2 separate regions of the Homo sapiens genome follow, and region 2 is linked to region 1. Evidence: chromatin contacts called from ENCODE Hi-C data. All regions are on one chromosome and are shown on one strand. The core of a region is the stretch at or near the end of the contact, and the rest is flanking DNA. Distances in the headings are between cores, read along the strand shown.

Region 1 (2,700 bases), core at 1-2,500:
GTCTGTTTCCCTCCCTGGGAAATCATGAGGACCGAAACGCTCCTTGTGCGCTGTAGCTCTGAGGTGGCTGTCATGGCCCGGACGGCGGGGGAGGCGAGGATGGTTGTGGGGAGGCGAGGATGGTTGTGGGGAGGAGAGGGGAGCGTCAGGAGGGTGTCCCAGAAGTGTGGGGCGAAGGGCTCCCCTCCACATCATGGGGCATCCGAGAAGGGGTGGGAGAATAAGCACGGCATGGAAAAAGGAGCTGGGAGTCCCCCACGTCCGCAGTGAGACCCCACAGATGTTTCATGGCTGTGACTGTTTGCCTCCCACTCAAGAAGTACAGAGATGAGAAGCAGTTATTTCTTGCCCAGGAGGCCGTGGCTGGGCGGTTGGCCGTGGCCCCAGGCTCTTCCTGGGGGTGCCTGCTAACAAGGCACTGCCCTGGATGGACTCAAATCACGTCTTCGCCAGGACCCTGGCTTGGGGAGGCCCTCCCCTCCAGCACCCTGGCTTACCCGGCTCCAGTTATGACATTCTTACATCTCTGCCCAGTTTTGCCACCATCCACAATGTTGCCCAGAACCCAGTGTTAGAAGGTAGAGTGGTGACAGGTGTGAAGAAAATAATCCCATCCCCCAGTCACAGGGGTGGGCTTTTGACATGTAGAGGCCCAGATCAGGGAAAGGTTTGGCTGAAGTCTGCATTGTTGGGGAAAGGAGTCAGGTCTCACAGTCAACCAGCAGAAACCCAAACGGAGCATCAACTGCAAATGAAGGCCCACAGCGCCTGCAGTCTTGAGGCCTCACATCCCATGGCTCCGTGTTTTCCTCTACCAGCCCACCTGGTGACCCCCGAGGCCTTCGGCCTCCCTACACTTCGGCCTCCTGTCTTCACAGGCATCCCCGTGGACCCTTCGCCCAAAGTCTCCAGGGGTGTCCGCGCCTACCAGACTCCCAGCTTCAGCCAGTCCACACTGTTGCCAAAGTAATTACCGCCTCATTCCATTTGCTTACCCTGGAGCTTCCAGGAGTACTCCTGGTGCTTACAAAGCCAAATGCTGATTCCTCAGGCAGAGGTCCCTTGAGGCCCTGAGGGGAACCAGCTTGCTGATTTTCTTCAGCCCCTCCCTGGTTCAGGCCCAGCCCCAAGGTGAGAGGTCTCCTTATCCTTCTCAGAACAGTCCTTACTCATCCCATCCACATTCCGCTCTAAGGTTCCAAGATTCTGTGAGTCACAATGCTCCTCAAGTCTGGAATCTTTTTCCACCTGCTCTTCCCCAGTGCAAAGTCAGGATTTCCAGGAAGGCCTAGCTCAGCTCACCTCTGGAAAGGTCTCCAAGCTGTGTGATCTGGGGAATCGTGGAGGGGTTTTGAGCTCAGGTGTCTTCTGCCAGCTGGACTCTGAGACCCTGGCCTGCTGGGGCGAGGATGAGGCTCTGATGTGGTCTGGTCAACTCTGGGTTGGCCATCTGCACCACAGGGCTCTAACAAGGGCCTGCTATAGGCCATGAGAACCACTGTAAGTGTCCTTGTTCGGCAAATACTTACTCATCCCCTGCTGTATGCCCGGCAATGTTCCAGGCACAGGAATTCATCGGAGAGCTAGAGAGGACAAGATGTTGTCATGGAGCTGCAGCAACTGAACGAAAAACCATGAGAGCCCACGGAGGGCTTTGGAAGGGATGAGGGATGGCCTTTTCGAAGAGAGGCACTGGAGTTGAAACCTGAATGGGACAAGATCAGGTGGAAGAGGCTTCCAGACAGAGGGGGCAGCTCTGTCAAAAGGTCCCAAAGAAGGAGAAATCTCAATGTGTTTAAGAAACAGGTGGGGCTTCTGCCTCACACTCATTCTAAAACCTTCAACCCCACAGCTTCTGCTTTAGGCAATGGGGACACCTGGGAAACACAGTAAGTTTCTGCTCCCCGGAACACTAAGTCCTCACGTGGGAATCCCAACAAAGATGGCTCAGAAAATGAAGGGACACCTGAAACCAGGGCTGGGAGGGGTGGGATCCTGCTCTTGCTCCTGTCAATTGGGCGGTCCAAGGAGGCTTCTCAAGCAACACTGAGCGGAGGCCTAGGGACACAAGCTGTGCAGGCACCTAGGGAAGAAATGGTAAGCACGGGGCGGGATAGGGAGCGTTCAGGGATTTCAGGCCCAGCAAGGAAGCCGGGGTAGCTGGAGCTGAGTGGGAGATTGGAGACGTGGCCGAGAGTGAGGTCATGTGGGGCCTTGTGGATCCCGGTGAGGATTTTGGCTTTTGAGCGAGAGGGAAAGCTTGGGAGGATTTTGAGAAGTGGCATCAAGTGGCTTTACCGAGGTTTCCAGAGATCACTCCTGCTGCAATGTAAATAGAATGTAGAGGGCCAGGGCAGAAGAAGGGAGACGTCGTGGCGAGCGGCCACTGCAGTGATCCTGCAAAGGTGCTGTGGCTCAGGCTGGGTGGCCATGGTGGATGTGGGACATAGCCTCCTCAGAGCATGCGGGACATGCTGTTGGAATGGTTGTGGGATGTGCAAGAGAGGAGGTGAGGGTGGCCCAACAGCTAAAAACCCAAGTTTCATCTAGTGAGTTGGGAAGACAGAAGATGAGGCAGAACTGGAGGTGCCCACCAGCCCTCAGGAGCAGGAGTCGTGCTGGCAGTGGTGATGTCAGTCTGGGGTCAAGAGCAGGTCTGGATGCAGGAGAGGGTAGCCATGAGGAGCAGCAGAGTGGCCA
Region 2 (2,700 bases), core at 84-2,583, 2.2 Mb after region 1:
TGACACAGGTGTCATGCCGCTGGGTTTCCAGGGACAGCCAGGACCTCCCCATTCCTGGTATTCCTGATATCCTCAGATCTCAGCTGCTCCAGGGGCTGGAGGTTGCGTTCTTCTCATAAAACAAGAACAGTATAGGCATTTGCTTTTCATCAGTGTAATGAAACTTTAGGGACTTATGATCCTAAATCACATTACACCAATGTGAACTGCACTCAAATTGTTGTAAACTAAATTTGCAGAACAAGCAGTTTTTGTGCAATTCTTTGCAGTCTACTCAGCTCTTTCATCTCTGTGTTCAGGTTCAATCCTCATTAGTTCTTCTATGAGAGATAGTTATCCCCAGATGCGTTCAATGCTCAGCTCCTTGCCCTGGCAGGCCCCGTCCCAGGGTCCTGGATGGCAGATGCCATGCCCGCCCCGCGAAGCTCAGGCTCACCAAGCAAGCAAACCGCAGCTGGTTTAGGTAGACAGCAGCTGCCCACAACTGCTAACAGCCTCGGGTTTCTTTTCCTCAGAATCACTCACCCTAAATCTACACATTGTAGACTGTCACATTGGTCTAAGTAGTGCTCCTCAAAGTGCACTGCACATTAGAGTCACCTGGGGAGCTTCACCGCCGGGCCCCAGGCTCTGATTCGCCCAATGGGAAGGGAGCACCGGGCACTTGTCCTGAGCCCCTGGCCCCTGCCTGGTTCTGCAAACCCAGAGCGTCCACATACCAGGCTTCCTGTGCTTAACATTGTGTCCTTGAAAAGAGCTAGCTGCACTAATGCCCATTGATTTCACTGTGTGTGACCACAGTAAAGAGAAGCAGCTTTGAGGGATTTAGTGTTTTCACTCCAGTGCATTCCATTCTAAGGAAACGCCTGACCACGGCTCATGGCTAGGAGGCCCCGCAGTGCCAGATGCTGCCCTGGAGTTCAAGTGGAACATTTGCTGTCTGAACCTTTCCAAACTCCCCCCACCCATGACCTCATGGCCCACCAGGGGGCGACTTTTTCCTGGGTCGCCTGGCAGAGAGCCGGAGGGGGTGCTCAGGGGGCAGCTGCTGCAGGCCCAGGCGGACTCAGCCGCGCTAGGTCGGCTCCGTCGCACCCGTCTGTGCACACTAACCTTTAGGGGAACTTGCCTTGCTTCCTAAGCCGCGACTCAGCCGGGGCTGTGTAAACCCTCCCTGCCTGTTCCCAGGCTAGTCTGGCTCCTCGCCTCCTTCCTCCCGACCGCGGAGCACGTGCACTTTACCTGCGCACTTGCAGATCTTTCTCCAGGAGTGAGTTTAAGGTCCGCACCTCCGCTCTGGATGGTGAGCGGAGCACAGCCTTCGAAGTAAGAACTCAGAGGGAGCTCGGCGCTCCCGCAGCGGGTCCCCCACCCAGGCACGCCCCCGGCCCGGCCCCGCCCACAGCACTCCCCACTCGGCCCCGCCCACAGTGCGGCCACGCCCGTAGCACGCCCCTCCCGGCCACGCCCACAAAGCTGCCCACATGGCCCCGCCCACAGCTCGCCCGCTCCGCACCCCCGGCCCCTCAGCTCCCCAGCCCCCGGCGGCGCGGGCTGAGAGCAGCTCCGTCTAAGGCCACGCCGCCCCGGCGTCCCCGACAGCGCTCTCCGCGGGGATAGTTTCCAGCTTTACCTCTAAAGAGGCGGCCCAGGACTGCGGACAGGCTTTTCCCTATGAACAAGAACGGGGAAATGCTCAGTGAACATTCTGTTCCCTTCAGAGCTCTCCCAGCGGGCACTGAGAGGCCCTCCAGCTAGGACGCCAAGGTTACACTTGCCGACAGCCCCTCCTGCAGCACAGACACACACACGAGATACACAGACACACACAGATACACAGACACACACAGATACACACAGACACACACACAGATACAGAGATAGACACGATATACACAGACACAGATACACAGATACACATACACAGAGACACACACAGAGACACAGCAATACACAGACACACAGATACAGGACACAGATACACAGATGACACACAAGGACACATGCAGATACACAGACACACATACACAGATACACACAGACACATGCACAGATACACAGAGACACACACACAGGCACAGAGATACACACAGATACACAGATATACACACAGACACAGATACACAGACACACACAAATATATACAGATACTCAGACACAGATACACAGACACAGGTACAGACACACAGATACAGATACAGAGATACATACAGATACAGAGATACAGAGACACACACAGATACACACACGGACACACACAGAGATACACAGACACAGATATACACAGGCACACAGATACAGACACACAGATACACACATGCACAGATACACACAGATACAGAGATCTACACACAGAGATACACAGACACACAGATACGCAGACACAGAGATACACAGATACATAGACACATACAGACACACACACAGATACATGCACAGACACACACGCAGATACACATATACAGATATACAAACACAGATATACGCACAGACACACACAGATACACACACAGATACAGACACACACACAGATACACGCACAAACACATGGAGACAACACAGCTACAGACACACACACAGCTGCAGTGGCCAGGCCCTGCACAGGAATTGGCAGGAAGTAAGAGGCTCCATCCACAGTGTAACAGCAGAGCTGAAAGAGATCTCATGCCTTATAACAGAGCACATTGCACAGCCACAGGG

Evidence for each region. A loop is a pair of places that touch in the nucleus more often than their neighbours do. Pooled maps may share reads with other maps.
Region 2: a map of tibial artery shows a loop between it and region 1 (7-fold over the local background). The contact joins the promoter of OCA2 here to the promoter of ATP10A-DT in region 1. A Hi-C loop is called at or near these places in 1 of 168 maps with a recorded cell type or tissue (tibial artery), 1 of 37 single-sample maps with no recorded cell type and 6 of 50 pooled maps.

The regions. Positions count from the first base shown.
Region 1 is chr15:25,864,020-25,866,719 of GRCh38, forward strand. ATP10A-DT (ATP10A divergent transcript) reads left to right here and starts at 1,251. Exons shown (of 2, transcript NR_183988.1): 1 at 1,251-1,889. It also overlaps a transcript of ATP10A not described here.
Region 2 is chr15:28,097,982-28,100,681 of GRCh38, forward strand. OCA2 (OCA2 melanosomal transmembrane protein) reads right to left here and starts at 1,334. Exons shown (of 24, transcript NM_000275.3): 1 at 1,243-1,334. RefSeq lists an enhancer at 629-1,281.